2 separate regions of the Homo sapiens genome follow, and region 2 is linked to region 1. Evidence: chromatin loops called from intact Hi-C (ENCODE). Cell type or tissue: PC-9. All regions are shown on one strand. Links, peaks and the distances in the headings refer to the core of each region. The heading gives the core; the rest is flanking DNA. Region 1 overlaps UTP11 (UTP11 small subunit processome component). Region 2 overlaps LINC02786 (long intergenic non-protein coding RNA 2786).

The links. Hi-C counts contacts between places; a loop is a spot of excess contacts. Peaks named below come from ENCODE experiments on the same cell type or tissue, not always from the same donor. Only the 100,000 strongest peaks of a DNase experiment are listed, where the experiment ranks them.
Region 2: a loop joins it to region 1, with 2.8 times the contacts of the local background. A loop is called at or near these places in 3 of 110 quality-filtered maps.

Annotation. Positions count from the first base shown.
Region 1 is chr1:38,023,925-38,029,288 of GRCh38, forward strand. It overlaps UTP11 (UTP11 small subunit processome component), which reads left to right. Exons shown (of 8, transcript NM_016037.4): 8 at 1-896. Among named protein-coding and RNA genes, the nearest start is that of UTP11, 14 kb to the left of the region's middle. RefSeq lists enhancers at 2,179-2,678, 2,845-3,397, 3,398-3,949, 4,769-4,818. In PC-9, for the core only: CTCF peaks have their summits at 2,880 (motif pointing right) and 4,979; DNase peaks (open chromatin) are centred at 2,907 and 4,257; H3K27ac peaks cover 1,615 bases.
Region 2 is chr1:38,136,127-38,141,490 of GRCh38, forward strand. It overlaps LINC02786 (long intergenic non-protein coding RNA 2786), which reads right to left. Exons shown (of 6, transcript XR_001737991.3): 1 at 5,331-5,364; 2 at 1-287. Among named protein-coding and RNA genes, the nearest start is that of LINC02786, 2.8 kb to the right of the region's middle. RefSeq lists an enhancer at 3,991-4,904. In PC-9, for the core only: a CTCF peak has its summit at 2,330; a DNase peak (open chromatin) is centred at 2,685; H3K27ac peaks cover 478 bases.

The DNA of each region.
Region 1 (5,364 bases), core at 299-5,298:
ACTCCTGGGCTCAAGTGATCTTCCTGCATCAGCCTCTTGAGTAGCTGGGACCACAGACATGTGCCACCATGTCTGAGTAATGTTTAAATTTTCTGTAGAGACCAGGTTTTGCCATGTTGGCCAGGCTGGTTTTGAACTCGTGGCCTCAAGCGATCCTCCCACCTTGGCCTCCCAAAGGGCTGGGATTACAGGGATGAGCCACTATGCCCAGCCCATAATTTTTTTTGTTATGAAACATAGGATCTCATTACAGCAGATTTGGAAAGTAGATTAATTCATTCCTAATCCCAGTGCTTATTCAATAATAACAAATATTTATTGCATGCTTAACTGTGCTAGGAGCTAGAGCTGTGGAGGTGGACAATTACTGTGAGTAGTCTAGTTGATTTCCTCCATTTTGTAAAACGAGGCATCACTTTTTGTCCATGTTTTTGTGTTTTATAGTTACAGTAAACAATTTGATGTCCTACTTTTTTTTTTTTTTTTTTTGAGACGGAGTCTCGCTCTGTCGCCCAGGCCGGACTGCGGACTGCAGTGGCGCAATCTCGGCTCACTGCAAGCTCCGCTTCCCGGGTTCACGCCATTCTCCTGCCTCAGCCTCCCGAGTAGCTGGGACTACAGGCGCCCGCCACCGCGCCTGGCTAATTTTTTTTTGTATTTTTTTAGTAGAGACGGGGTTTCACCTTGTTAGCCAGGATGGTCTCGATCTCCTGACCTCATGATCCACCCGCCTCGGCCTCCCAAAGTGCTGGGATTACAGGCGTGAGCCACCGCGCCCGGCCGATGTCCTACTTTTTAATTAAATCATTAGCTCTTTCCCAGTTTGTTACATCACAAAAGTTTTTTACAGTAATATATGCTAGAGTAAACGTTAAAATAAATATTATTTTTAATGATTGCATAGTGTTTTATCTAGTGGATAGACTGATTTTACCCTCACTCATTCTTCTTTTATTGGCTATTCAGGTGGCTTCATAAATTATCCAAGGAGGAATTTTTTTCTCTTACTTAACAGCTGCAGATAGAAACTCTTGGAACAAGGAACCTACGGGAGCACCTCTTCCTTATTGATGAAGCTCAAATCAGTATAGGCCTGGCTGTGTCTCTGTCCTCTGCACTCCATGCCAACTCACAATTCCAAGGCTAGAATAGCTTGGTGCAGACCTTCACTCTGGGAATATGGACCCCTGGGTGTGTTGGCCAGCTTCTTTCTCTTCTCTGGTTCTCTCCTTCCTTTGTTTGCCCATATCAGGATTATAGGCCAAGGACAGTAAGGACAGGACTGAACATGCTTAGAGCAAACATGGGAGAACAGGGAGCGGGGTTCTGGGGGGCTTGCGTAGCCCTTACACCAAGGAGGGAGAACAGCCATGTGTGGATTGTAAGGCTTTAAAAGAAAATTGTTAATGCTTAATAAGTGCCCATGACTGTGAGCTTCCTGTACAAGCCTAGACTAGAAGCCTGTTTCCTCAGGGTGTACCCAGTGGAATTTAAATCAGGGGCCCTGGAAAACAGCAAGAAGGGTCAGGAAACAGAAACCAGTAGGTTTTGCCTTCAGGAAGGAAATGCTTCCCATTGTGTGTATGCACTCCCTTCTGGGGAGGTGCTGAGCTCAGTCAATGCTGAAAGTTTTAGAGACTTGAGGATCAAACCAGGGAAGGGACTCATCATAGTGATACTAGACAGGGGAGTGAGCAGACTAAGCAGCAGTCTGATCCTGGGGTCAAACAGCTGGATGCTGCTGCTCCGTCTCTTGCCCCTGCTGGGTGGGAAAGTGGGGGAGAGGATAGGGAATAGACCTAAATGCCTTCTCACGAACCACACACCCACATGAAGGTAGGCTCGCCTCATGGAATCTCATGTTCACAGATGCACAAGGCACATATAACTCAGGCCTCATAAACAGGTACAGGCATACCTACACACCGTCTGGCACAGGAGCACAAACAGTGACGTTTGAAGAGCCACACTCCCAGGCCAAATGGAGCAGGAAAGTGCATCCTTTTGGTGTACTGTGAGTTCCAGGCTGAAGGTAATCGGAGTGCTGTAAGGGGAGCTGGGTGTTCTGAATTGCTGTTACACTGAGTGCTGTCTCCAAGACTCAAGGATTTTAAGCAAAGAGATTGGCTGTCCCTGTGACTAAGCAAAGACAGGCCCCAGCCCCATGTATTCTGAGAATTGGCCAGGGCTTTGCCGCTTTGGTACTCAGTGGGACCCTAGACTCTTGGCTTGTTGGGGAGGGAAGAGTATTGTTTGCTTAGCCGCCCTTTTTGGCCTAGGGGTGATTTGGGCTGTTGGTGGCATACTGCTCTAGCTGTGCCAAGGGGGCTGTGGGCAGCCTATGGAGCTGGAGGGATTTTCTGAGTCAGGACTTGTTTGGCTCAGGTCTCTTGTACAAACCAAGTCTCCAAACAGCAGTTCTATGGTGATGTGGACCCTTCAGGTCTGTCCAACAGAGAATTCAGTAAGCCTGGCTCAGTCTTAGTCTGTTGCTGCATCCTAGGGCCCTTCCCACCAAAGCAGGAGAGTGTCAAGCCCTAGCTTTATTCTTGAATAAGTTCATCTTTTTCTTTGAGACAGAGTCTTGCTCTGTCACCCAGGCTGGAGTGCAGTGGCGCGATCTTGGTTCACAGCAACCTCCGCCTCCTGGGTTCAAGCGATTCTCTTGCCTCAGCCTCTCTAGTAGCTGGAATTACAGGCGCAGAGACGGGGTTTCGCCATGTTGGCCAGGCTGGTCTCGAACTCCTGATCTCAGGCGATCCACCTCTCCTTGGCTTCTCAAAGTGCTGGGATTACAGGCATGAGCCACTGCTCCTAGCCAATCTTTTTCTGATTTCTAACTGCTTCCTGGTGCCAGGGTGGAAAAGGGCCCAGCAGGTGGAGCTGCTGCCCCTTTGCTGGGATTCCTTCTCAGGGACTTGGTGTCCACCCACCCAGCACACTTGTCTTCTTTCAAAAGTGTCCTTGTACTTAGGAAGTACTTGCATGTGTTTGCTTATTGAATTTAATGCTAGGGGGGAGAGCTCCCATGAAGAAATGGGATTTTCTCACCCTGAGTTTGAGATGAGTGTGGCCCCAGGAGGAAGACTGGGCAGGAAGGTGCTTTTCCTTCCTGTTTCTAGTGAGGACCATGCAGGGAGGTCTCTGTCACATAGCCCCAAGTTTCCCATAGGGTGGTTCCACCCAGACCTGGGAGGGGTCTCCCTCCGTGCAGCTTTAAGCATCTGTTTGTCGCTCACTGTCCTCTCCCCCATGCTGCTGACGGTGGGGCACTGAGCAGTTAGAGCTGCACGTCCTCCAGCAGGGAAGGCAGCCAACAGATGCAGACTCGCTCTGCCTACCTGTGGAGGCCGGTGAGGCCAGGGCCTGTTGGGACTTGAAACAGTGAGGCAAGTGGGTGTGTGGTGCTGGGCTCCCCGCTCAAGTTCTCCCAGCGTGCCAGTTCCCGGAGCCTTATGTGCAGGGTGTTGGGGAAGGGCGGGCTGAATCGTGGGTGGGAGTCTTGGCTCAAAGCCCCAGGTGAGTGGAGGAATTGGGGGCGGACCTGAAGTACTGTCTTGAAGTGGACCTGGCAGGCCTCTTGGGCTTGTGCAGCTGCCTCCCCGGGTCAGAGGGTGCGCCCTCTGTACCCAACCAGGTCTCCACAGGTCTGTCTCAGCAAAAAGTGCAGGGAAGGATCAGAGAGAAGCTGTAAAACAAAGGGAGGCAGAGCTTCCCTTCCCAAGCCTACTGCTGAGAGGTTGGAGTGTAGAGGAGGCTGCCTAGTTCATGCTTCTGCCTGTTCTTTCCTCAACTGCTCTGGCCAGAGGGAAGAACGTCTCCGCTGCTTCTCAGGCTCCCTGTAAGGAATTTCCTGGCTCCCTATTCCTGGATCCATCATCATCACATTTAGGAAGTCTTGTCCAGTCTACTCCTAGGTGAAGCATACACCTAGGTCTCCTTGTTCATCTTGTCCGCTTCGCTTAATGCAAAGGGAACAAACTGCTTGGGGCTGGGGTGGTTGCACAGTCCAGCCCTGTGCTCCTGCGTGGTGGTAGGAGAGGCTCGTCCAGAACGGAGCTAAGGACCCAGCTTTTTCTAGGCAAGAGGAATATATCAAGGGAACTGCTGTGTTTAGGGGTAAGCAGAGGATGGAAAGGGCTTCCTTTCCCCTCCCTGCATCTGTCACCTGACGGCCATGCTCAGATCGGGTTAATGAAACTGTGGTGCCCCAGGCAGCTGGGCAGCACCCCCCTGCCCTGAATCAGCCTGAGTCATTTACAGCTTTCTCCCAGTTACCCCAAAGGCTTCTCTCAGAGGTGACAAATGTAGGGGGTTGGTTTCGGGTTTCATGTTTTCACATTACTGGGTGGAAAAAAGAAAAAACACCTTTCCAAACCAAAAAAACCAGCTTCTATAGCAGAAACAACTTGTCCCGAGAGCACTGAAAATTTCCCCATCCTCTCTCCTCATCTGCTCAGAGACACTGAGACCAGTGATGGAGGGGTTAAGGGGAGGGGTTGGAGTCAGGCTGAGTGGAGTGTTGGGGACAGCCCCTTTGGAGGTGGCAGCACCTGCCTTCCTGCTTATAGGCAGGGGAGGACCTTTGCAGGGCCCTGCAGCTCTGAAGCCTGTGGTCTCCAGTGCCCAGAGATGGATTGCCAGGGCATGGGACAGTGAACTCAGGGTGGCGAGGGACCAGGGAAGGAAGGGACCATCTCCCCTCCCTAGCTATTTTGATCCCAGGAGGTCTGGGACAGGTGTCCCTCCCTGGCAGAGGGTTCTTGAGGTGGAGTGGTAGGTGGAATATAGAAGGTCCATCTGGCACATGGAGCCTAGGGGGCAGCACCCCCTCCTCTTGCTGGCTGGTAGCATTGTAGACCACCCCAGCCCCCCGCCAGGGGCAGATGGTCTCCATAGCAGATGGAGACTAGGCTGGCAGTGGCAGGATGGGCTTTCTAGTCTCAGCCTGGCCACTCTGGCTAATAAGACAATCCGGGGGCAGTGACAGGGCTAACTGCTGGTGTGTGTGTGTGTGTGTGTGTGTGTGTGTATGTGTATGTGTGTGTGTATATAGGTGTGTAGGAGAGGGAGCCCTGGCCTTATTGGGCCATTCTGGGGGAGAAGTAAAGAGGAGTCCCAGACAGAGTCAGTGGATCTTTGGGGCCCCCTCAAGTTTGCTATGTAAGCGTGGCAGGCTCTCAGTGCCTGGGCTCCTGAAGCTGCCCTGGTTCTTGTGTGAAGGGGCCGGCTCCTGGGCTGGGAGCCTCTGCTGCAGCTGGAGCCTGGACTGCTTGATTTAGACCCCCTGCCAGGTCCCCAGAGCTCGGCCTGGGCAGCAGCTCCTCCCAGAGGACGCGCCCGTTTATTATGCGCTCCTGCTCC
Region 2 (5,364 bases), core at 156-5,155, 110 kb after region 1:
AGGTTGTTGAATATTTTCTCTCTCATCACTAAGAAGGCCTCCCTGCTGGGTGTAATCAAGAACCATAAACTCGCCTTGCGGCTCGAGTCAGTGTGAATCGAGCCCCAGTCAGCTTTCCTCGATTCAGACACGCTCTGGCCGGCTGACAGCACGGGCCAGGCCGGCGGGTGACGGCCAGGCTGCTCTCGCAGATGCATCCGAAGGGGCTGCAGCCAGTGGGGCTGGGTCTCATAGAGTCTCCGCCACTGGCTCTGTAATGACCCGGCATGGAATTCAGGGCGCCTCTCCTGAAAGGTCAGGAAGGAGAGAAATCAATGCCTGCAGACAAGGAGTCCGTGCATTGACAGGTGCCACAGGCACTCCTTGGCCCTCACCCCATGTCCCCAGGTCCCCGGGGAGAGGAGACAGACAGGATGACCTCTCAGACTTGGCAGTTATTTCTGATGAGCAGCCTGACCAGATGGCTTTCTCTCTGGTTTTTAGAATTGTTCCTTTCAAGGTGGAAGAGGGCATGGACCTAGTGTTGCCCCAGTGGGCTAGGGTTGGGCTGGAGGGTGGTGATATTGGAATAAGAAGGGAGAGTGAAGGAGAGGCACCTGGGGAGCTGGGCTGGTGGCTGGTTGGCTGCTAAGGGAGCTGTCCTGTTCTTTGCCTATAAAGACAGGAACAGCAAGGGTAAGAAGTCTTCAGAGGGAAAGCTGGGGAGGAGCCTTTCCCGTCTTTCCTTGACTTTCTGTCTCTGACAATGTTACTGCCACTGCCTGGACCCCTGGGCCAGATGGTCCCTCCTTCCTGAAAGAGCTGCTTCCAATATCCCTTTCAAAAGATACCCTCCTCCTGCCAGCCAGCAAACCTTTAGGACACCTGAGTGGTTTCCCAAATATGCCTTGTACATTCCCACCTCCAGGCCTTTGTGTTTGCCATTTTCCCTGCCAGGCAGGCCCTCTCTTCCTTCTTTTTCTGGTAAGCTCCTTCCTACCTGTCCTTCCAGGCTCAGCAGAAATGTCTCCTTTTTTGAGGAGCTTTACCCGACCAGGCTGAGGTCACCGGTGGCTCCTGGGGAACTCATGCAATTCAGCCCTTAACATACTATGTTGTGGGGATCTGTCCATCTGCCCTTTGGGTGAGAGCTTCCCCTCTAGGGTTGGGACTGAGTCTGACTCAGCTTTACGTGCCCAGGGCCCAGCACTGAGTCTGTTGGGATGAACAGGATAGAAGTTTTATCACCAAGTTTCAACACTGCTCTCTGTCTGTACCTGCCTACCTGTGTACCTGTCTACCTGTGAACCTGTGTACCTGAGTGGGAGAGTGTGCCCTGGTTTCCATGCATCAGTCTTTGCAGGAATGTCTTTCTGCCCACTCTTCCCTTCTCCACCCTCCAAACCAGATAGGATGCTCCTTGAGGGCAGGGCGAGCTCTGCTTCATCTCTAAAAGCACAAATGCAAAGTGGGAGCTGGTAAAGATGTGTGGAACTGGGTCTGGATTTTGCTAAAAGGGACCTGTTCAGGCGGGAGCCCTCTAGGCAGGGTTGCTGTTGTGGCTTCCCATGAAGGGCCTGAGCAAGTCCCTGTGCAGGGTCCAAATGCTCACTCTTCATGGGGTGGGAGGGTCCTTTCCATTCAAGCATGGAGAAGCTGCAGCCCCAGAATCTGCAGGCTCAGCCTCAGGGGCTGGCTGTCCACGTTGGGTCTTCACATTCCCATTAGCCAGTTGTGGGGCTAGCCCTGGGGCTCTTCTCCCGGGGCTGCCAAATACGATGGCTCTCCAGAACAAAGGGCAGCGTTGTTTCTGCTGCTGCCTCCATAGCCTCCCTTGGGAGGCCGGGAGCCAGGACTCAGACAAAGTGTGGGTTTCCTCTCAGGTGGACAGCACGCCTGCCCTCCCGCCTATGCAGAGGCCACAGAGATATTGCCCACCAGATTCAGGGCTCTCATAACTCTTTCAAGACAATCACTTTATTTATATGACTTTGTTTAAAAAACCCACAGACGATCCACCACGGGGACATCTCCGACTGGCTCAGCTTGGTTCTCTCCTATCCTCTGAGTCCATAACTCTTAGTCTTTTGATTCTCCCAGTCCACACACTATAAAAATCTTATTTCTATAAGGTCTTTTATGGTTACCAAGATAGTCAATAGTGTCATTTTCATTCATATCATTCTGCAGGGAAGTTAGAGGAAACGAACCAGACAGAGGAGAGCTATAAATAAGGTTCAGCTACACAAGGCCCCAAGCAGATCCCACTGTGTTCTTTTAAAACTACTCATGCACAGAATACACACACACGACATATACCTATGCACATGTATGCCCAGTCATGCTAGAGACAGGTGCACACGAACTCACCCATGCACACAGGATGCTTTGTCCACATGCTGCTTGCATACACACACGCATGTATGTGCTTGCACAATTTAGCAGTTTTAGAAAAAAGCCCTTTATGGGATTTGCCTGTCTTTGGAGGGCCAAGAGCAGGCAGCAGTACTTGCTGTGGTGAGATGGGGGTACTGAAGCAGGCCAGCTCAGAGAACGCATTCCAAAGCCATGAACTGCAAGGCTGGGCACCTGGCCATCCATGAGCTCATGTGTGGGGAGCTTTGGAATTCCCGCCAACACAGGAGCTTAGCTCCGGCCTGAGTGGCAGAGGCAGCCACCCAGCCAGCACTGGGAATGCCGGGCCACTCTCAGAGCTTCCTCTGACTGTCTCTTGGTGTCATCTGAGGGCCAAACCCCTCATTCTTTGGAGGAGAGCCAGCTAGCTTCACCATTCTGGTTTGTGCCTTGCTGCCACACCTGATTGTCCACAGCCCTGCTGCCCACAGCTTTGCCTTCAGGGCAGGACCCCAGAGGAGGAGCATAAGTTGTGGCCCTAGAACAGAAAGCAGGAAGCCTTGGGCACTGAGGCCCAAGAGAGGCAGAGAGAGAGCTGGCAGGGGAGGGGAGGGTAAGAAGTCTTCCGAGGGAAAGCTGGGGAGGAGCCTTCCCCATCTTTCCCTGACTTTCTGTCTCTGACAATGTTATTGCCACTGCCTGGACCCCTGGGAGCAGGTAGGGGAAGGGAGGGGCTGCATGGCTAGTGCCAGAGAACTGTACTCTCCTTAGAGAATTCCAGGCTCATTGGCCTGGGGTGCAGAGGAAGGAATGGCCGCTAGAGTCAAGAGGTCTGGGTTCTAGCACTGACTAGCTGCACACTGCAGCCTTTTGCGATGCTGGGCAGACACCCTCCCCTCTCAGGGCCGCTATACCCCAGTGAACCGTAAGGAGGGATGCGCTCTCAGGTTCCTCCTAGTTTGGGAACTGCAGGTGGATTAGGCACACTTCAGGGTTCCAGGGCAGGTGTGTCTCCTTAGCTTCCCCATCTGCAAAATGGGGCTGATGATTTTTTACTGTTGGCGACATCCCAGGGACACTGTGAGGGAAACTGGGCGAAAGTCCAGGTGTACGGATGAGCTTATTTGGGAACTGGTGGCTTTGGAACTCATAACGAATGCAACCCATCAGGGTGCCCAAGACCTTGCAAAGGATCCCCTCCTACCCCCAGCTTCTTTCTTCCTCCTTACTACCCAGCACCCCCTGTACTCCCCCAGCACTGGAGAGCTGAGAATGCAGCCCAGGGCTCTGAGCTCGAGGCCTTGGAATTCCTCTATTCCCCTACTGCCTTCTTCAAGGGAACTATTAATTGTAATTTAAGCCTCCCAAGTTAAAAGCAGCGTGCAGATTTAAGGATTCTTTCATCCCAATTACACATCGTTTCTGGCTGCACTTTAGTGCCAGGCTTTTATCTGTTGTTCTGGGGAATCACTTATTGGCCAGAGCAGCGGGCTCCACGCAGATTGCTCCCTGATTATGTTTAATGGCAAATGGAGAGTTAACTCTCCTCCCTCCCCGGAGCTGTGTCGGCACTTTTCCCAGCCCAGCCGAGAGCAGCCCAGGGGAACAGGAGGGCATGGAATGGGGGAGCTGCAGGGACCTCCATGTCCTGGGACTGTTTGTGCAGGGCTCCGAGGGGACCCATGTGGCTCAGGGTGGCTAAGGGGGCAATGCTGCCCCCACCCGCTGGATGACCCAAGTGCTGTGTTTCAAATGCTGATAGCAGCCCTTTGTTTATTCTACACATTCCACTACCATGGGAGGCTACTGTGCATTCATGCCTTGGGCTGGCCTGTTTCCTCACCCACACTGGAGTGTGCCCGGCAGTTAGGGCCACTGCATCAGTCTTATACACACTTGCACACTCCGGGTGAGCCCAGCTCCTGAACCTGCACTGCCACACGCACACTCACACACACTCACACTCACAATCAACATCTCCATGTGCACGATCACACTCGACTTGCATAGACTCCCTACTCTCACCTGCGAGCACGCTCTCAGCTCAGTCCCAAACATGCACAGGGCTGGACCCTTCTCCACCATCAAATGGAGACTTTTCTGTCTGTCTTTTTGTCTTTTGCTCACAGAATTAGGCTGCCAGAGGAGCTTGGAGTGGATCTTGGAATGTCAGGTGATGAGATCATAGACTCAGACCCCTGTGCCATTGAGCCCCCAGGGTCACTCACTTCCACTGGGTTCCTGAGCCCCAGTAGGATTGTACCTTGTCACAGAGTTTGGGCTGGCTCAGTCCTTTGGATGCTACTCTGTGAATCTCAAACTTGACGCTCCAAAGCAGAGCTCCTGGTCTCCCCCAAACCTGCTTCTCCTGCAGTCCTCCCCCGTCTCAGCTCTTGGCAAGTCCTTGCTTCCATTGCTCAGGACAAAAAAACCCTGGAGTCATTCTTGACTCCTCTCTTTTTCTCACTTCCTACTTCTAGTCCATCAGCAGATCATGCTGGCTGTATTTTAAATACATATTCTTAATCTGATCACTTCTCACCACCCCCACTGCCACCACCTCGACCAACCCCACGAAGACCTGGTTTACTGTAGCAACCTCCAGACAGGCTTTCCTGCTCCTGCTCCTCCCCTCCATGCGGCAGCCAGACCCTGTCCTTCTCTGCTCCTCTTGAAGAAATACTTGAGGACCTTACAGGGGCTTGTGAGTCCTTATGTGATCTGCTCCTTTAACCCCACCCACTCCTGACTTCTCCTCCCCTATTTTCTCTCCTGCACTCCTCTCCAGCCACAATGACCTCCTTGCTGCACCCGTGCCTTAGAGTCTTTGCTGTTTCTCTGCCTAGAATGCTTTTCTACCCGATCTTTGCTTGAATAACCCTCTTCCTCCTCCTTCAAGCCTGCTCCAATGTCACTTCTTAGTGAGATCACCTTAAATATCCTATTGATCCTGCAACCTGCTGCCCCTTCAGCCCTGCTCTCCCAATCCAACTTACTCTGCTTTTATTCTTTTTTTTCCTTTTTCTCTTT